Linked DNA regions of Mus musculus: region 1 is linked to region 2. Evidence: chromatin loops called from intact Hi-C (ENCODE). Cell type or tissue: gastrocnemius. All regions are shown on one strand. Each heading gives the region's core, and the rest is flanking DNA. Links, peaks and the distances in the headings are about the cores only.

What was found. Hi-C counts contacts between places; a loop is a spot of excess contacts. Peaks named below come from ENCODE experiments on the same cell type or tissue, not always from the same donor. Only the 100,000 strongest peaks of a DNase experiment are listed, where the experiment ranks them.
Region 1: a loop joins it to region 2, with 2.8 times the contacts of the local background. A loop is called at or near these places in 4 of 42 quality-filtered maps.

The regions. Positions count from the first base shown.
Region 1 is chr9:102,539,858-102,550,339 of GRCm38, reverse strand. Ky (kyphoscoliosis peptidase) reads right to left here. Exons shown (of 11, transcript NM_024291.3): 11 at 4,101-8,454. The coding sequence ends at 7,559. Among named protein-coding and RNA genes, the nearest start is that of Gm29387, 14 kb to the left of the region's middle. In gastrocnemius, for the core only: a CTCF peak has its summit at 5,134 (motif pointing right); DNase peaks (open chromatin) are centred at 5,149, 5,848, 6,347, 6,870 and 1 more place; H3K4me3 peaks cover 397 bases; H3K27ac peaks cover 261 bases.
Region 2 is chr9:102,351,938-102,360,427 of GRCm38, reverse strand. Ephb1 (Eph receptor B1) reads left to right here and starts at 5,735. Exons shown (of 16, transcript NM_173447.3): 1 at 5,735-6,146. The coding sequence starts at 6,089. In gastrocnemius, for the core only: no CTCF peak of the experiment used is centred there; DNase peaks (open chromatin) are centred at 7,457, 7,783, 8,132, 8,464 and 2 more places; H3K4me3 peaks cover 2,130 bases; H3K27ac peaks cover 480 bases.

The sequences.
Region 1 (10,482 bases), core at 3,254-8,253, 190 kb before region 2:
CCCAGGGTAAACTGGCTTTCTACAATAGCTGATCAATGAGCTCTGGGTTCAATTGAGAGACCCTGCTTCCATACAGTGGAGAGTGACTGAGGAAGACATCTGATGTCCACTTGGGGGCCTCCACATGCATGCACACACATGTGTTTCCATACATGTGGGCATGCATACAGAAATGCATACCACATACACATGCAGAGAGAAGATAAGGATGGGAGCAGGGACAGGGAGAGGGATAATGAGTTCTGTGACAGCCCAGCACACTCCTGATTTGCCAGGAGAAAATATTGTGCCTTTTAGTCCCAATTAGCAAAACTTGCCATTTTGCAGCTTTTCCATATGATAATAGGTTCTCCTGGGGCCTCAGAGAGTCTCCTGCAGCTAGGTTTGTTGGTTGAGCTCTGGGCAGGTTAGGATACAATTAATGGGAGCTTTAGCGTGTTTGTGTTACTTTGGGTCAAACAGAAGCATCAGGCTCATGTTCCAGACCTCCTTTAAACAGACCAAGCCACAGTTAGATATGGGGACAGCAACTCCATGGGTCTTTCATAGATGAGGAGGCCCTGAGCCCACCTTCACATAGAAATCTTGCATTCAGTCACAGTCCACAGACTAAGCCTACACCCCCTCAGAGAGAGCCTCAAGAATAAGTTGAGGTCTAGGTAAAGGGGTCACTTTTGTCTCTGAAGGTCACTAGCAACCAGCCCTCAGCCCCCCCCCCCCCCCCATCCCCAGGGCAGCCATTCCCCCTTCGCTGGGTTGGGATCCTCCCCTGAGACTCTCGGCCTCTCTCACCATCCAGGCTGTGGCAGGCAGAGTTGAATGAAACCACAAGGGCCAGTTCTGGGAAAACGAAACACTCTACAAATGTTCAAGGAATGGTTGCTGGCAGCTCCGTTCACATCCCTTCTCAGTTTTCCCAAGAAAACACTTACTGAGCATTTATCAAGCACCCAGCGTGTGCCAAGAAGCAGAACCAAAGTGTGTGTTCCAAGAATTCTCAGTTCTGAGAAGGGGGAAGTGGACCGGAGCTCCTGTCTCCAACCAAGAAGCTCTCTGCAGTTGATACCCACTCGCGAAGGAAAAACTGAATTTCTCCAGTGGACTGTCATTGGGTGTATTAGCCACACATGTAAGCTCTGGACCCAGCAGCCGGTGGCCAACACAAACCAACTCAATGCTATTTTTGTAGACTTTTGGTCTCATCTTGCTTTGGGTCTTTTTTTTTTTTTTTTTTTCAGTTTTTTTCAGTTTTACTGATCTCCTCATGTATGTATCATGGTGTCCAATTTTGTGTTTTTAAAAATATATATTCATGCTTTGTCTTCATGCAGAAGAGGGTATCATATTCCATTACAGATGGTTGTGAGCCACCATGTGGTTGCTGGGAATTGAACTCAGGACCTCTGGAAGAGCAGCCAGTGCTCTTAACTGATGAGCCATCTCTTCGGCTCCACAATTTTGAATTTTTGTTGGTGTATGTGTGTGTTTCTTTCTTTTTAAATTATTATTTTTCTTTGCCATTTTGTTTGCTTTGTTGTTGTTTGTTTGTTTGAGACAGGGTTTCTCCCTGTATCCCTGGCTGTCCTAGAACTCATTCTGTGGAACAGACTGGCCTCGAACTCCTAGAGATTCTGGAACTCAGATCCACCCGCTTCTGCCTCCCAAGTGCTAGGGTTGAAGGTGTGCATCACCACCGATGGGCTTGTTTGCTTTCCAAAATGAGAGAAAGAAAGGGCATGGCGGTGGATGGATGGAGAGTTTGGAAGGATCTGGGAGGGGAAAGCCATAATTGGAATATATTGTATGAAAATATTTTTTGAATAAAACTGTATGGAAAAAAATTGCAGTTCAGTGGTGAAGTTCCAATCCCTTCTCATCACCCGATTGTGCAGAGTTCTGAGTCACAAATATGATGTGAGCCCGGAGGATGGATGAGGGCCAGGCAAGGCTTTTCCAGGAGAGAGGGAGGGAAGACTGTCGCTACAACAGGGACCAACATGTTCAAAAGAAGGGTAGTGTGGATTGTGGTGTCTCCTATTGATTATCCTAAGGATTGTCGCCATAGCCCCTACCATCAGGGGACTCACCAGGGGACCTGTGCTTTGGGGCTTCCTGTCATGTCCCATCTCAGTCTGAGGTGCTGCCTACCTGGTCCCGATCGCTGGCCTTTTATGTTGCACAGCCATGGTCTCCAGGACACTGAATTCCCAAAGCTTGATGCTGGCTCTGACTGGTGCTTCTACGTGATCAGTGCATGCCATTGCTGGTCCAGGAGGATCACAGGAAGGCAGCCTTTGAACTAAAGCTGCTGCTTACAGCTCACTCAACTGCAGGGGAGACGTCTCTCCATGGCCCCTCATCTGTGTCCCTCTTTGAAGAGCCATCATTACACTATCCTTGGGAATGAAGCACTTGACATGATGTCTCTAGAGGAGAAGGAGGTGACTGGGCACTCTCTTGATTATCTATCAAAATAAGCCTTTGTTTCTCATTGAAGCATTAACCAGATCTGGCCCTGCCTAGCTTCAGAGATCAAGCTGGATCAGGTGTGTTTAAGGAGGTAGGATTGTAGACCTAAAATCAATTTTTGTTTGAAGACTTACCTTGCCCACCAGTGCCTTCTCCAGAGACCATGAACTTCCTTGGGAAGGATCATGAAAAGCATTTTGTCTGAACACAGCTCAGGTGGGGGTGGATGTTCAGATCTGAGGTTGGTGTGGACAGTAATGACCTAGGCAGGACCCACCTTGGCACACAGAGGCCCAAGAAGTGGCGCTGAGGGAGTGGTGGGCCTGAGCACTCACAGTGGGTGAAGAAGCACATGAGACAAGGCCCCAAAGCCTCCATATGGACCAGATCTTGCCATGGAGGATGGTAGAGGTCACAGGACACCCCTAGGCATCCTCCGCAGGAATTTGATTGCCTTAAGAATAATTTTTCTGACTTGAGGTCTGAGGATGAGGTGGAAGAAAAGAGACTTCCTCGAGACATCTTAGTCTTGTTCAGTTCTGTCTGCAAATCACAGTGGACCAGCCTCTGTCTGGGCTGCTGGTTCCCTGTGGTCTGTCCACCTGCTGAGCCTGTGCATCCCCTCGCCCGCCCGCAGGAAAGTAAAAGGCGTGCGGTGTAGCATGCCCGGGGCTTAGGGAGCAGGCTCTTAACACAGCAGGGCCCTTCAGATGTTGCCTAACTGACAAGCCCAGGCTGGTGCCTGCCATCATCTGTTCACAAAGACACAGCTTCACAGAGCCTCTGGACTGGAAGAAACATCGGAGGTCAGTCTATTCCAGCTCTTGGTTGGGAACTTGCAGCCCGTTCCAATAATTTAAGAGTTTGTCCTTCTACTGCACCTAAGACCTAGAGACAGTTTGTTCCGATTGCTCCATAGTGTGTCATTAGAAACTTCCCTTACCCGTGGATTGCATTCCTCTGTGAACCCCCACCCCAAGGATGAAGTGTAACACATCTCGGGTTTTTGTGTCTGGCAATGAGGGATGCGATAAGCTCAGATTTGGGAACACAAATCTTTTTGCCCTTCACACTACAGCTATGAGAATGGTCTCCATGGTTACAGCAGCTTCTCAGAGGTGTCTAGATTTTCATTTTTTTCTTTTTTCCTCCAGTCCTCTAAATGTCTAATTTACGAGTAATCAGTTTAGGCAACCTGGAAAGTTTCGAGTGTGTGCGTGAATATCAAGAAACGTATAGCATATATTCAGCACCCCAAAAGTAGGTTGACAGGAAAAATTTTGGCACGTTTTTCTTCTCCCACTCTAAAAAGAAATTTGGGCTGACTTTAAAATGTTCAAGTTAAACAAGATTCAATGAAGGAAGCGTGGTCTTCGGATTCTTCAAAGGCACGTGAGCCTCGGAGGGCCGGGGCTGACCTAATTATGTTTTCTTTAATGTGGAATCGCTATTTGCCCAACACCCCATTTGCATCTCCCCATCACGTTCAAATGGCGGGGACATTGATCTTTTCTTTTTTTTAAAAGCATCCTTTGAACATGAAAGTGTTGCCCTCCCCCCTTGGTTGTTTTTTTTTTTTTTTCTCCTTGTAAGAGCAGCGATAAGGATGGATCGATAATTACATTGTTGGATAAAAATGAATATAAATTTTATTGAAAAAGAACCCCAGCAACAATGTGAGGACAGCATCTTTAACAGCCAGTGGCCCACACTACTCAGCACACACGGGGAGAAATAGTCACCTCTGCGGCTTTACTTACTCCAGATGAAAGGAAATGGCAGACCTCAGATAAACGGCCTTTGAAATCCCACAACAGTGAGCTATATGGTCACACCATTAACCTGGTGTTTACTGCCGGCCAACCAGTACTGTTTAAGAGTTACGAGTTAGCGGAGGGAGAACCCAACCGCTTCAGTAAGCACGGCAAAGAAAATGCCGGACCACTGCGGGAACTTTTCTCCTTTTCAAGTCCTTTGAGAATTTCGCCGAGAGTTTATTGGCAACGTGTCCCTCCTGCTTCACAACAGGAAATGGTTCTTTATATCTAGCTCAAATCCTTCATGCTTCAGTTAATCTATTTACGTCTCTTTAATCTCTGTGGGCCGGGAGGAGTCCGTCCTCGTGGGACAATGTAACATATGGAGAACTCAAAATATTCACAATCAGACAGAGAACAGTCCAGCTGAGCTGGTGGCACTTTTGAAGCAAGCTGAAAGAGCTTAATTGCACCCTTTTGCCTCACCACGCCCCATCCTTCTGCACCCTGGCGCCCATCCTGGGGCCTGCCTGGCAAAACGCTGAGTTTGATCAGTTTCAGCCTGTCATTGCCATAGTAATGAGTGTGATCACAGCGACCCCAGACAGGCATTCCTGTGCCCAGGGTTTCTGTCTCAGGAAAAGCTTTCTGGGCAAGATGCTCAATTCTTAATCCCATCCTATCTTCTCACCACGCCAGGCCAGGGAAGTCTCCCCAGGCTCTTCTGACAGTCTGCAAGACAACGCTGACATTGGCATATCAACCACGAGGATAACTATCCACGATGTGGATGCCGTAGACAGCATAACTTGTCCGCAAGGGACGAGAAAGCACCTAGTGATTTTTAACAAACATCATAAAAAGAGCCAGCTTGGGGGTTTGCAGCGGTGGCAACTTCGCACGTGATCCACCAGGGGGCGCTCGTGCCATTTGATCGGCCAATGAGACTCGTGGACCAGCAGACAAAGAGGGGGATTTGAATAAAAAGCCTTCAAAACGCAGCCTCCAAATTTTCAGGCTGAGCAGCATGCGTGTAAAAATTCATGAAGATTGGATTCGGTTTCGTGTATCTTTGCTTCAGTAAAAAGAAACGCAGGCGTTTTTCCGAGTGCACCTACAGTTGCCTTGACAAAGGGACTACCTGGTTATATGAGGAGGGCGGAGCGTGTGGTTGACCCGGGCCGCTGGGAGAGGCTCGGTCTGGGTCTCTGGTGCTGAGGACAGCTCCTGTTTTGTGGGGTAGCATCCTCCACAAGCTCCAGAATAGATTAATTATGCTGTTTTGAAAAAAACATGGGGATCATTTTCTGCAGGGCTAGCAGTGGCTGTCGCGGCTGTGTCTAGCGAGTGGCAGGGACCGCCGAAGCACTTACTATTTCGTTAAAACATAGCACAGTTCTTACTGCTCATAAAATAAAAGGGGTGAGGAAAGGCTGTTTCCAGGCAGTGCAAACTCCACCGTCTTCTTGTAGTGGAGACAACGCCACCTCCCACCCCACCCCACCCCACTTTGGTGCGTTTTCCAGGCGTGAGTGACAAGATGCTGATGGGCTGAGACTGCCAGAGGACCCTGGACATGAGCCAAGGCAGCTCAGCCCCTAGCAGCCATGCTAATCACAAGTGAGGCTACCCAGTCTGGTGGAGGGGGGCTATGTGGTATCAGGTGGGTAGCAGTGGGGACCTGTGGGAAAGGGGCAGAAGGGAATGAAGAGCTGAAGTTCTGGGCTCCTAGGTCTTCAGATAGGTTCCACTTGGCAGACTGCCCACCCAGAGATGCGGGTGCCTATGGCTGAGTCCTTTGTGTTCACCTCTATAGTCCCAGGATCTAGCATGAGGGGTCAGCCACTTATCGAAGGAGTCTGATGGGCTCTTACTGAGGAAAGACTTGACTGTAGAGGCTGTGAGTATCCCAGGCTGGCTCTGGCGGCAGCTGAGCCTGAGGACATTCCTTAGAGAGCAGTGAGGGATTGGGGGGGGGGGTGGTCCTGAGACAGGCACAGTGAGCAGAGTCCTAGAACCCTGAAATTTGGTAGGGACCCTCCTGGAGCACATCTGTGCACTGGGATGCTACTGCAGGAACCTCTTGTCGGGGGGCTCTCCTCAGGCCTTCCCTGTTTGCAGCAGCCTGCTTTTCCCCCCTCAGCTGTTGCCATGGAAACACCAGCCTCAGGTGCTGCTGAGGGCCAGCTAGGCAGCTCAGGCTTTTTAGGACAGGCCGGAGCAAGTAAGAGGCCCTCAACTGTTCCCAATGGAAGGAAGGTTGAACTCAGGGCAGGGGTTGTCATCTCAGAGAAAGACAGGAGGGAAAATGGCTATGATAGGGCTTTCCTCAGAGACAGAGACCAACACTTTCTCTAGGGGGCAGGTGGTGGTCCCCTCAGCTTGGTTTGGCTTGTAAGGAAGGAGCAACATCTTGTTATCAGACACTATCCCTGGTATCTGATAACTGCTGGGGCTAATCTGCTTGCCCAGGGCCCAGGTCATCAGCCAGGCTACCAGTGGGCTATGTAGGCATTTGAGGCTCCTGAGGATGGCTGGTGGGGGGTGGGGTGGGGCAATCTCCAGGCCCTCAGCTAAACTCTGGTAGGCACATAGAATCGGGGTCTTCACCCTTCCATGTGGGTTGCTGGACCTGCAAACCCACTCCATCCCTGGTCCCCAGCCAGGACATCCGAATGTGCACACGGCTGCTTTCCTGCCCTTAGCACATCTCAGAGATGCTAGGCATCAGGAGACAGCAGCCTCCAGTTGGCTGAGGGTCAGCTGGTTTGCTTTCTACACCCACCCCCTTTGCAAGCTCTTGAAGAGCATGAAGTAGCTAATAGGAGCACTAGGAATGTGGAAGATGGGCAGGCCCGACATTCCCTGGGGTCCAGAAGTAGTGGGGAGAAACACCATGTTACTTGCAGGGGGAGCACACCTTTCTCATAGATTCAGCCTCAAGCACCAGGCAGGCATCGTGGGGAAAGCTTTCAGCACCCGCAACACCTCCGCTTTCCCATTCAGCTCTACAGCAACAAAGTCCTAACACAAGAGCAGGCACAGGCAGGGGTGTACGTTTCACAATACCTTGGATTTACATAGCACCTTTTTCTTCTAGAGGGCCCTGGCCTCTGTCTCTTCTTCCACAGCCACATTGAGTGAGCCTTTGGCGGCACAAATTCCTCAGTGCCTGTGACACAGCAGGGAGATTGAGGCAGAGGGGACTGAAGCAGAGGCCTAGAAGTGGTTTCATGCAGATTAGTGGTGTCCTGGGCTCTCTGCTCTTAGCTTGGGCCCTCCCTGGGCAGGGCTGGCCTTAACCCTGGGGGACCGTGAAGAAATGCAGCCCCTCACTGGTCATTCACTTTGTATTTCAGGATGTAGCTGTAGAAGTTGTGGTTAGCATTCTCTAGCACCATGACGTAGACTTCCTGGCAGCCAGCTGTGTTGCAGCTGCCCTCCCAGTAGCCCTCGGGGTTAAGAGTGAGGGGCCACGTGTCCTGTCCTTTCACCAGAGCTTTGGCGATACCATGCAGCTTTAGTTTGAAGGCTATGTTGCGGTTGGCGGGAAGCACACCGGAGAGAGGCTCTAGCAGTTCATTGTCCTGTCCCCAGTTGCCAAAGCTCTCAGGGAACATGGGCCAGTTCACCTTGGTGTTGGCGCAGCACAAGAGGTAGTTGAAGACAAAGATGAAGTTCCCTTGTTCCTGCCTCTTCTTCACAAAGATCTTAAGGGCAAACTTGCCGGCATGGGGCAGCTGGACTTTGAGCTCGGTCCTCTTCCCTCGGTTCAACTGGAAGATGTAGCGCCGCTGTGTCTCCTCAGTGATGGGGCCGTCATCGCCATGAAGGGATGCCAGGACACTGACGCCCTCTTCCACGCTAAAGCTGATGGCGCAGCGGCCATCGCTGGTGTGAATGATAGGGTCAGAGTGAGAGGGCTTCGTGATGCCCATCTGCTCCGAGAACCAGCTGGGGCCCACGGGCTGGTGGAGCTCACTGGGCAGCTGGACAGAGAAGTCTACATAGTTGCACTTGAGTGTGTATTCTAGCACCGAGCTGTAGATTTCAGAGTTGCCCTTGGCGAAGATCTGCAGCTTGTGGGTGCCCATGGTTGGAGGGTACACCTCCAGCTTCATCCCGTTCTTCCTGAGGCTCAGGAGCCCGTGCTCCTGCTTGCCATTGAGCATGAACATGAACAGTGTTGGGGCCCGGCTCTCGATGGTGATTGTGGCTTTCCCATTGACTGCGGAGAGGAAGTTGTGGTTAGGTGAGCCGGATCCAGTGTGTGCTGGGGGATGCTTAAGCACTGGGGGGGAGGTGTGACTTACAGTGTGTGTCTATGTCCGTGGTTGTGAAGATTTCTACCAAGCTTGATTTTTAACAGTGTGACAGCCCTGAACGCGGTATTCTTCTGACTCATTTGGGTGAATATTTTTGAGACAGCTGATAACTGTGATAACTGGGGAGGGTGGGGTGGGGTGGAGGATGGGCAAGAAAACCCTACCCTAGCCATATGTGTTCCCTTCCTCTACTCTCCCACTTGCTTTACATTAGATGAAGCCTGCCTAGATATTTTATTTGATTCCAGAGCAGGGAGGGGCCTAAAAGTATTGGAAGAGTGCTGTCTCATTCAATTCTTACGTCTTAAAAAGAGATTTATTTTTATGTGTGTGCACATATGTCTTTGTGTGAATGCTGTGTGTGCGTGTGTGTGTGTGTGTGTGTATGTGTGTGTGTGTGTGTGTGTGTGTATGTGTGTGTGTGTATGTGTGTGTGTGTGTAATGGTTCAGAAGAGGGTACTGATCCCCCTGAATATGGAGTTACAGGCGATTGTGAGCTGACTTAAGGATGTGGGTACCAGAACTCAGGTCGTCTGGATGAGCTCCAAGCTCTCTTAAACACTGAGCTATCCATCCACCACCTCCCACCCCACCCCCCACAACTCTGAAGTATTACTTTTGTATCACCCCCCTGAAAAGATTATGGTATCAACAGCTGTCATATGAACACCACACCATAACCAGAACGGGCTTTCCTCCAGGAGTCTAAGCCCAGGAGTGTTAACAGGGTATTTTTCTGGACTCCCCTCCCAACACTTGCTTCTCACACAGGGAGCCAGAGCTGTGCTTCTGGACCTGGGTCTCAGCGAACCCACTGAATCCATTCCCTCTCCTGCCAGCTCCCCCTTGCCTTGCCTCTGTACTCCTCTACTGGAACATTGCTTTTCACTGGCTCAGGAAGGCTTTTTCTATCTGGGCTTGTCTGGCTCCCCAGGCAGTGTCTGCTCTGAGAGCCCGGCCATGGCTTCTGTTAGAAGCTGACCACCCCAGCCCTTGCCCAGTAACTTCTCCAGTCCCGCTCATGGATGGAGAAAGGCAAAGGAGAAGGCTGTCTGGTTCACGTCCACTATTAATCCTCCATTCCATGTATGGTGGGGACTCACCCTAAAGACCTGGCTGCAAAGAGTCTGCTTCAGCCCTTCAGGTGAGCTGGACATGCTGGAGGGATGCTGGTGGGATGCTGGAGGGATGCTGGTGGGATGCTGGAGGGATGCTGGAGGGATGCTGGAGGGATGCTGGAGGGATGCTGGAGGGATGCTGGAGGGATGCTGGAGGGATGCTGGAGGGATGGATGCTGGAGGGGTGCTGGAGGAATGCTGGAGGGATGGATGCTGGAGGGGTGCTGGAGGGATGCTGGAGGCCTCTTCCAGAGAACCCACCATTTTCCAGAATGAATCATGGGAGTGTTTTTTCTATGTTCTGCCTTTGTCTGGGCTGTAGGCTCTTTGGAAGAGCTTAGCACTTGTCTTAGAGAACATTTGGCAGAAGTGTGCTGAGCATCTTAGAAGAGGTGAATTATTGGGGACCCCAAAGGCCACTGAAGGACTGTGGCTGGCACTTCTTTATTCTCTCTGCCTCTTCTCTCCTCCCTGTATCTGTGACTCTCTCCTTCCTCTTCACCCTACCCTCACGCCCTGCCCCCTTCCCTTGCTTCTTTTCAAGCTCTATTCTCAAGGCAACTCACAGGCACCAAGAAATATTCTTACAATAAGGAGCATGAATATGGAATTGAGTTTTAGGTTAGTATAAATTAAGAAATCTGGTGTTTACATTTTTACATCTCCCAAAAAAAGGCAAACTCAACTCAGCAGTATGATCACGAGGGCACTGTGGTCTGCTCGAGTCTTTCTTGTGGCTTCATGTCTCACGATAGAGACCGCAGACCTCTGCCAGACTCAGGTGCAGGAAATGATCTTTGAAGTGAGCAGCT
Region 2 (8,490 bases), core at 3,491-8,490:
CCCTTCTCTATCGCTTGATTTGTTTCCTGATTAGAGGAGCTCCCTCGCTGGTTCTGTTGCCTTTCTTGTTCATGTTGTTCTCTTGCCTTTGGAGCTTATGCCTTCGGAGTGTTATGTCCCCTGGAAGTTCATAAAGCATCTGTCTCAGTGGATGTCCCTCACTCGGGTTGTAAGGCTCTGCTCTTGTGTTCTCATCCTTTCTTGGGCCATCCTCATCCCTTTCCCTATCTTTGAGGACAGACTCACTCCTTTGGAATGGATTTTGTGAGCAGGTGACCTTTAATCCTTGGTTTGTCTTCGTACTTGCTTGATGTAGGCATAGGGTTGGAGGTCCAGCTGTATTCATGTGTCGGCTACTTCGCAGAGAGGAGTATGCTCTATTGAGCCTCCTCCACCCACCATCCCACCTCTCTGGTCCTCTGACCTAACCTGTCACAGGATGAAAGCCAGTTAATAAGATTCACAGACATCACTACTGTGTCCTCTCCAGTCAGTTGACTGTTCTTCAGTTCTGAAATGAGCTGTGGCTTCCTGAGCTAGTCTACCTGACCACTTGTCTCTCTTGTTTTTATGCTTCTTCCTTGGAATAAGACGATACTTGGTGTTAATCTATGGCTGTAACAACGTTATGAGGAGTAAGTTTAAGTACTATGTCCATTATGAAATTAATGGTCATAGGTTCTCTCGTAGGGCTTATGACCTGTCTAGTTAGAGGTTCTTCACTGGATAATAGTGCCGAGCATGGGTTCCATAGGAGAGTTGTTGGTTACACCCATGATGCTTGCAACACCACTACACCAGTGGGTTGGAGGATGACCAGAAGAAAGCAATGTCTTCTGGACACAACAAAGCAGCTGCACACATGGAATCACGGGAGTTATGATAACCCGCTCAAGACCTGCGCATGTGCATGCCAGACCAAAATCCGAGGATGGGGAAGGGAGGTGAGCACAAAGTTTCACCTGCAACTGCAGAGTTATTGACAATTTAACAGCTGCTCAGAGGAGGGGAGCCAGTTCCCTAGGAGCCTGTAGCCCTTGATTAGTCGACTATGTTCCATTTGAAGGTCACATCTATGAGATTCTATGGGTAGCACACATTGAACTTGATGTGTTAAAAAGTAACAAATTGATTGATGGTTTAAAGAAAATAATAAATAAATAAATAAATAAATAAATAGACACAAAGTTGGGTGGGTGGGGAAGGGGATATTAGGTCTGGAAAGAATTAGGGGAGGAATCATAATGATCAAAACACATTGCATGAGATTCTCGAAGAACACACACACACACACACACACACACACACACACACACACCCTTAAAACCTGGCTTTTAAGGAAGAGAGTTTAGCATATGGCATACGTGTGGTTGATCATTTCTTTCCTCCATCCTACTTCATCTACCTTGAAAGTGTTGTCAGTTCCTTTCATACCCTGGCAATGAGGTTGCCTGTCAGTATTTGCTACCTTGTTATGTAAACCCTCATCTGCATCTGCATCTGCTAGGAAATTTGCCCGAGACAGAAGCAGCAGCTCCTTGAAAGCCCCTGTCCAGGGGCCACTGTGGAGAGCAAGAATGAGGATGCACTTTGGCTCTTTACCTCTGTGTCTAGGAAGATGGCCGATGGTAGTAATCCTACAGAAAGAGACTAGATTACAGACATCACAGGCTCTCCCCAGAACTCTACAAGAAGCAGCAAAAACTGCTGCTGAGTGAATGCAGAAAGAACAAAGAAGTAGCAGAAGTATCTCATTGACTACCATGCACTCAAACGAATCTTAAAAGAGTCCACATACGTCTCAGAGAAGAATTAATGAAGAATATGTCTTACAGCTTAAGACTCTGCAAAGTCACAAAGTAGGTAACAAAAGCATTGCTTTATGAGGAGAATATATTTTAAAAGGAAATTCTCACATACAAGCACCCAAGCGAGCGGTCTCTCTCCAGGTTGTAAGCTAACAGGTAGAATGAAGACACAGGTTGTGTATATAATAAAAAAAGTGTGTAAGTTGGGGGCAGATGGAGAACTTTCTAACCAGGTAACCTTGAGATGAAAATGTTGCAATTGTTTTCACCAGCAACACTTTACAACCACGAGACCTCAAATTGATTCCTTGTAAGTAGTGAACTGGTGGGCTTCCTCCAAGCCTTTCAGCCAGAAGGGCCTCGGAGTCTCCCGGAAAGGGTTCGGTCCCTGCTTGGGTGTCTGCAAGCCCTCGGCTGCTGGCCTTGGTAGTGCACATCTGTCACTCTGCAGGCGTGATTTAGTGATATCAAATAGCTCAGTGATTAATCAAGAGAACAACTGAGCATTTGACATCAGAGAAGGGAAACATAGCAAAGGAAGGTGTGGTGGTGGGGTATGACATGTCCTCAGGCTTGTTGGCTTGCACCAGCCATGCTGTTTAGGGTATTTGGGGTACAACTCACTGCATGAGAAAGATCAGTACATTCCACAGGACAAAACAAAACAGCACAGCAAAAACCTAAAAACTAAAAACCAAAGCAGCAACCCTCCCCCCACAAACAAAAACCCACCCCACCTCAAGGTCTCCCCCCCCCAAAACCCAACAACAGTGATTTGATTAACGTGTTCAGGAAAAGCCTGTTTCTTCAGTTATAAGGAAAAATTAACAGGCAGGCAGCCCCCAACTGAGGGTCTTCTCCCTGAAAGCATCAGCAACTTCTAGAAGTCACAGAGGCTGTCGCCATAGTCCTTGGGTGGATACTGCCACCCCTGGCAATCCAGCCATCAATTACCTGTCTCTGCCTTCCTCCTTCCAGGTAGTATGTAGACTCTTTCCTTCTAATAGAAAGACATTTCCAGTGCAGGCACCACATGAAACAAATCAGAAGAGATGAAATTGGGAGCCTGGGTCTAGCATGGTGTATCACCTCCAAGCTGTCTCTAGAGGAAGCTCTGGAGCAATTTGAAACAGTTAGACCAAGCTTCACTAAGTAAAGGGAGGCAGGGCTATCAGACCACACTGAAGGGTCTGCTTCTCCCAGTTCCCTACTGATCTCACTCAGCAGGGGTGAGACCAGGAAACTGCTGTTTTCAGAGAGCTCAGCTGGTGGTTGAAAGACCTAGCAGGGTTCTTTTTGGATGTCTGTACTCTACTTGGTGTGCTCCAAGGGACCTCCAAGGTGTGACATTTCACAGGTGGATAGTGTCCAGTTCTATCTGCAGCCAGATCAGGGAGACCGACAGAGCACACACGGAGATGTGGCTGGAAGAGATGGATCAGAGGGACAGCAAAAAAAGCTCCTCGATGGATGTGGGTAGAAAGAGAAGGCAAGAAATTCAACTAACTTCATTTTGGTTATGAAAGTAAACACCATACATGGTGCTCAACAAACCAATGCTGTTTCTGTCCTGCCCAGCACAGCAGCTTCCGTGTTCTGTTGTCCTCAAGGCCTTTGACAGCCTAGCACACCATTGCCCACTTTTTTATTGTCATTACTCTACTATGTGATAAGTTTCCTGTCCATCATGTCCCCGGTCTGCTCCACGGTGTGCCTGGTGCACCCAGTAAACATTTCCTGAATAGGTGGGTGAATGTGGGATGGGCTAAGGTAGGATACGGAGGCACCGAGGAGCCAAGAGTTGCAGGCCAAGAGAACGCCTAGCAAAAACTGGGATGAGAATACAGTTCTGGGAATCCTGTCCTGGAATCTGGAGGCCTCGCCAGAGTGGCCTGTCTTTCTTCAGGAGACAGTGAGGAGCCGCTGGGTTGAAACACTATGAAGAGATAAGACCAAGATTAGCTTAGGAAAGATTACGCTGGCGGCAGCACTCAGCGGGGTTACAGAGGACAGAAACCGGGTGGCCAGTTAGATTCTTCAGTTGTCCAGAGGGAGGAGGGGTGACACAGAGCTGAGACAGATGGATAGACCTGAGACAAAGGCATAAAGAAGAGGAAGCAGGAGAGGGGGTTTTGCTGGGTGTGCTTGGTGGGGTGGAGGGAAGGAAAGAGCCCACAAACCACTCATGCATGCACCCAACATCCATCTGAGATCATCTACCCACCCCACCCATCCATTCATCTGCTTGTCATCATTCATCCATCCATCCATCCATCCATCCATCCATCCATCCATCCACCCATTTATCCATCCATTCATCTGTCCATTCACCTATCTGTCTGTCCATCCACCCATCCATTTGTCTGTCCATCCATCCATCCATCCATCCATCCATCCATCAGTCTGTTTTCCATCCATCATCTATCTATAATCCATCCACAGGGATGGATGCAGTTGGTCACCAGTGCAGGGAGGGGGAGGGGTTTCAAGGTAAGAGCTTTGGGGATTCCTCTCTTAGAGGCTGGAGGGATGAAGGAGGAAGGGCAAGAAGTAGTAAGACAGGTAGGCAGTGAAATTGGACTGTGGAGAGTGTTGCCAAAGCTGCAAAAGACCCAGTACTCACCCATGTCAGAGAGGGGCATCCCTCACTTAAGGGACTTCAAGACACAGTGCTGTGGAGGGACAAAGAGCAGCTGAGGTAGTATTAGGGAAGATTAAGCAGCGGTCACTGACGTCATCCTTTCAGGTTCTGAGGCCGGATGGGTGGATGGTAGGGGAAGACACAAACAGCCTGTGTCAAAGTCTGGGAAACAAAGACCTGTCAGAATCAGGGGTCTGAGTGTGGCTGGGGTGGTGAAGAGGGAGGCAGTGTCTGTGAAAGACAGAGTAAGTACCCAGGGTGGGGAATCAATGTAACTAAATTCCCAAAGGAGAGTTGCCAGATGTTAATGTCTTTAAAAGGTTTGGGGAGGGGGCTGAAGCCCCTCCCACATGAGTCTTCCAGGAGCATCCCTAACCTTGCGGGAGGAGGTGAGGACCTTCTGCCACACAGCTTCTGACAAGCATCAAGGCCAGGGCCGGATCTGAAACAGCCTGACCTGATCAACAGACAGCAAAATGGGGCATTATCATCAGAGCTGATGGTGGGAAACCACTTCTATTCTGGAGCCTGGTTTTCCTGTGGTTGCAGAACTCAGTCCTTCCCACCTACCTCCAGGCCTGGTTCAAAGCAATGTCTCCCTTCCCCATACCCCAACAAGTTGTCAGACTTTCGGCTGTTTCTTCATGTCTTCCCATTATGACTGTCTTCTGACAGCAGGCCCTACAGTGGATGCTCAGAGATCCACCTGGGAAGAGACTTTTGGAGATATACAGCTGAGGATATGATAGGAAGCCCACAGGGTGTTCTAACTACCCCCGAGCAGCCGGCCATAAAGTCTTGAAACCATATTCACTCACTCCACAGATGCATGCCAAGAATAAGACACTGTTAAGGTTCCAGGAATTCTGAGTGAACGAGATCAGACAAGACTCAAAAATAAACAAAATTGATTAGTAAAATGATATAGGGTGGCGGCATTCTGCATAGGAATAGTCAGGAGTAGCTGTGGGGTGTCTGTAAGCATAAGGGACCTCAGTTGACTTCTTGGCTGAGCCCCTCCTTTTCAGCTTGGGGAAAGCGAGCGTGCGAGGCTGCAGTTCTCCTAAATCACCACAAGAGGGAGCGCGATCACCTCCTAGCGCCTTCCTAACCCTCCCACACAGCCTTGCAAGCAAAAGTTTTTCTTAAACTAACAATGCCAGTGTAAGGAGGTGCTCGCGCCTGATTGGATGAGGGAATTTTGCAGGTTTGATTCCTTGATTGGACAGGAGGTGTTAGGGGTGGAGAGAGAGCTGATGGTGGGGGATCCCGCTCCCTCCCCCGTCAGTCTGGCCCGCTCTGTCCTCCCGTAGGCTCCGCTGTAGCTCGCAATGTGACACCAGGACGCACACGCTCTCGCGCGCTCTCCCAGGCTCGCTCTCCCTCACCCTCTCTCACACACGCACGCACACACCCACCTCTCCCATAAACACACACACACACATGCACACCCACATCCACGCGCGCCCGCACCGCCCCACGCGCGCACACTCCCGCCCACGCCCACGCCGCGCTCCGGGGAGTCCGGTCCCGGCCAGAGCGCGAAAGGACACGGAGAAGCCACCCGCCGGGAGCGCAGCGGCGCCCTGGGACGCGGCGCGTCTCCGCTGGGGCTCGGCCTGGGGGCCGCTGGCCGGCGATGGCCCTGGATTGCTTGCTGCTCTTCCTCCTGGCATCTGCAGTGGCCGCGATGGAAGGTAACGTACCCTTCGCGGAGCAACTTGGTGGCTGCCGGCTGCCAGTTCATGGGTGCCGCGCGCTTTGCAGGGCTCCTTTGGCTGCTCGGCCGGGCATCCTGGTGCTGGAGAGAGAGAATGTCACCGATCCTGGGTAGAGATGGGGCACCGGGATGGGGCGGTACCCACAGGCATGCCCTGCGCCGACCCTGGGCGCCCACAGCAGGTTCGTTCGCACGCAGAGTCTTTCGGCTCCTGCGCTCTGGTGCTCCCAGACAGCACGATCACCGGACATCTCCGGCTTAGAGAGCCTGGATCCCGCTGCATTGCGGTGCAAGCTCCTTAGCTCTGGGCGAAGCTGGTCTGGGAAGCGATACCTCGGGCCACTGGGCTCCTAGAGTCGGCACCTTCGGCTCTTTCTATCCCGGGCCTGGATGCGCTGGCTGGCGAGCGGTAGCTTGCTGTCTCCCTTTCGCAGTCTGAGGTTTCCGGACTCTGGGCTCCGCAGGCAGGCTGCTTGGGGGATCACAGAAGGTCCTACTAGTACCCCAGCAAGTGACTGCCAAACGAGAGGGGCCAAATCCATTGACCGCACCCTGGGGGGGAAATCAGCCCTAGAAGCTGCCGGGTTGCAATCTTCCAGGGACAGCAAGTGCGAGGCGGACGCCTTTCTCGCCTTCTGAGCTTTGGAGCAGGGGTGGGCTTGGGTGAGTGCTGGCGGTGCTTAAACTCATCCGGCAGTTAGAAGAGACTGCGTGGCTGCGAGCCCACGAGCCAAGACACCATCCCTGCTGGCTCAGCGTGGTTGTGCCTCCCGCTGGTGGCCAGCCAAACCCGCTCAGCGGACCCCTTACCCGGCGCACCCAGGAGCCCCGGCGCTCAGGGCTCCCGCGAATCCCGTGGGAAATCCCTGCTCGCCTCCCCGCCTCCCGCCCCCTTCCCCGCCCCCAACCTTCCCTGCGGAGCCGCGGCGGCCGCCACCTCCAGGGACGCATCTCAGTAGAGAAGGAGCAGTTAGAGTTATCTCGAACAGAGCAACTCTGGGGTGAGGCGCCGCCGCCACGCCACCCCTGCTGGAAGCCCCACATCCCGATGGATGTCTCTGGCCAGGTGGACTCCACCCGTAGGGACATTCCTCGTGGAAGGTTCGCAGCTCTCTGTTTCCCCTGTTGTGTTCCCATTTGAGAGCTGGCTCCACTGGATTGCAGGTTCCAGGTGAAACGGACTCGTTCAGTGGAAACTCCAGACCAACATTGGTCCAGCGTCTCTAACCCTTCCAGTAAGCACTGGCATACACCCGTGCCCCTCTTGGTCATAGCAGGGAAGATGTCTTAGCCATGGCAAAGACTACCGCTGCTCAGTCTCCGTGGAGATGGGTAAGCGAGGAAGCAGCAATTACTGCACAGAAAGCTCTCGCTTGTTTCCTGAAGGTGGCTTTTTGTTTGCGCTTGACCTCCTGCTGCCCTGCGAGGCTGCTGGTCTTCGTGTGTGTGTGTGTGTGTGTGTGTGTGTGTGTGTGTGTGTGTGTGTGTGTGACTTTTGGAATGTGCAGGGTTTCGACTGGTATGGAGTGTGGCTAGCACCCCAGCGTAGGCTTGAGGTTGATTCATCCGGAGACACGTGCAGAAGCAGTCGAAATAGAAAAGGAGAGAAATCACCCCGCAACAAAGCCGGTTGAGAACTGTCGCAAGGTGGAGTGGCCTACAGGACTGTGAGCTGGGGTGGCTTCAAGTCTTCAGTTTGGGGCTGCGCTGGTCCGGTTTACCTCTCTTTGCACCTCCGAAGGGTCAGGGATTCGGTCTCAGATGTACACTTTAGGAAGTGCGCTCTCGGCTTTGAGTCTCAATAGATGGAGGGAATGTGTATATAGGCAAACTAGTTTGCAGAGCAAATTCGAGGGAACAGAACACATCAGGCGCCAGGACACATTCCTCCTGAAACACTTGTCGTCCCTCCCCCCACTAGTCCCTTGCCTTCCTGGCGGAGCTGTTCATGGGTGCCATTGTGTACCCAGTCTGGTGTGCATGGGCCGTATCACCTAGGCCTGCTGCCAGGGTCTACTTCGGAGCTGTGGCCCGTCTCTCAGTGTCCAGGTTGGGAGCTTTACCCCTTGCTAGGCAGGAAAGCCTTATTCTGGGGATTGAAAAAAAATCTCTGAAAGGGTTAAAAGAAATACCACATTCAGCAGAATATTAAAGCAGAGTCTTGCCCCTGCTCAGCGCGCAGGGGCAGAACACACCATTCACTCCCTCCTTTTTCTCGAATGACAACAGGCAGGTTCATTTTCTCCTCTCAACACACAGAGCCGCCTTCCCGCCTGCCTGGCTGGGTTGGGGCCAGCCTCATTTGGTTTGTGATGAGCACG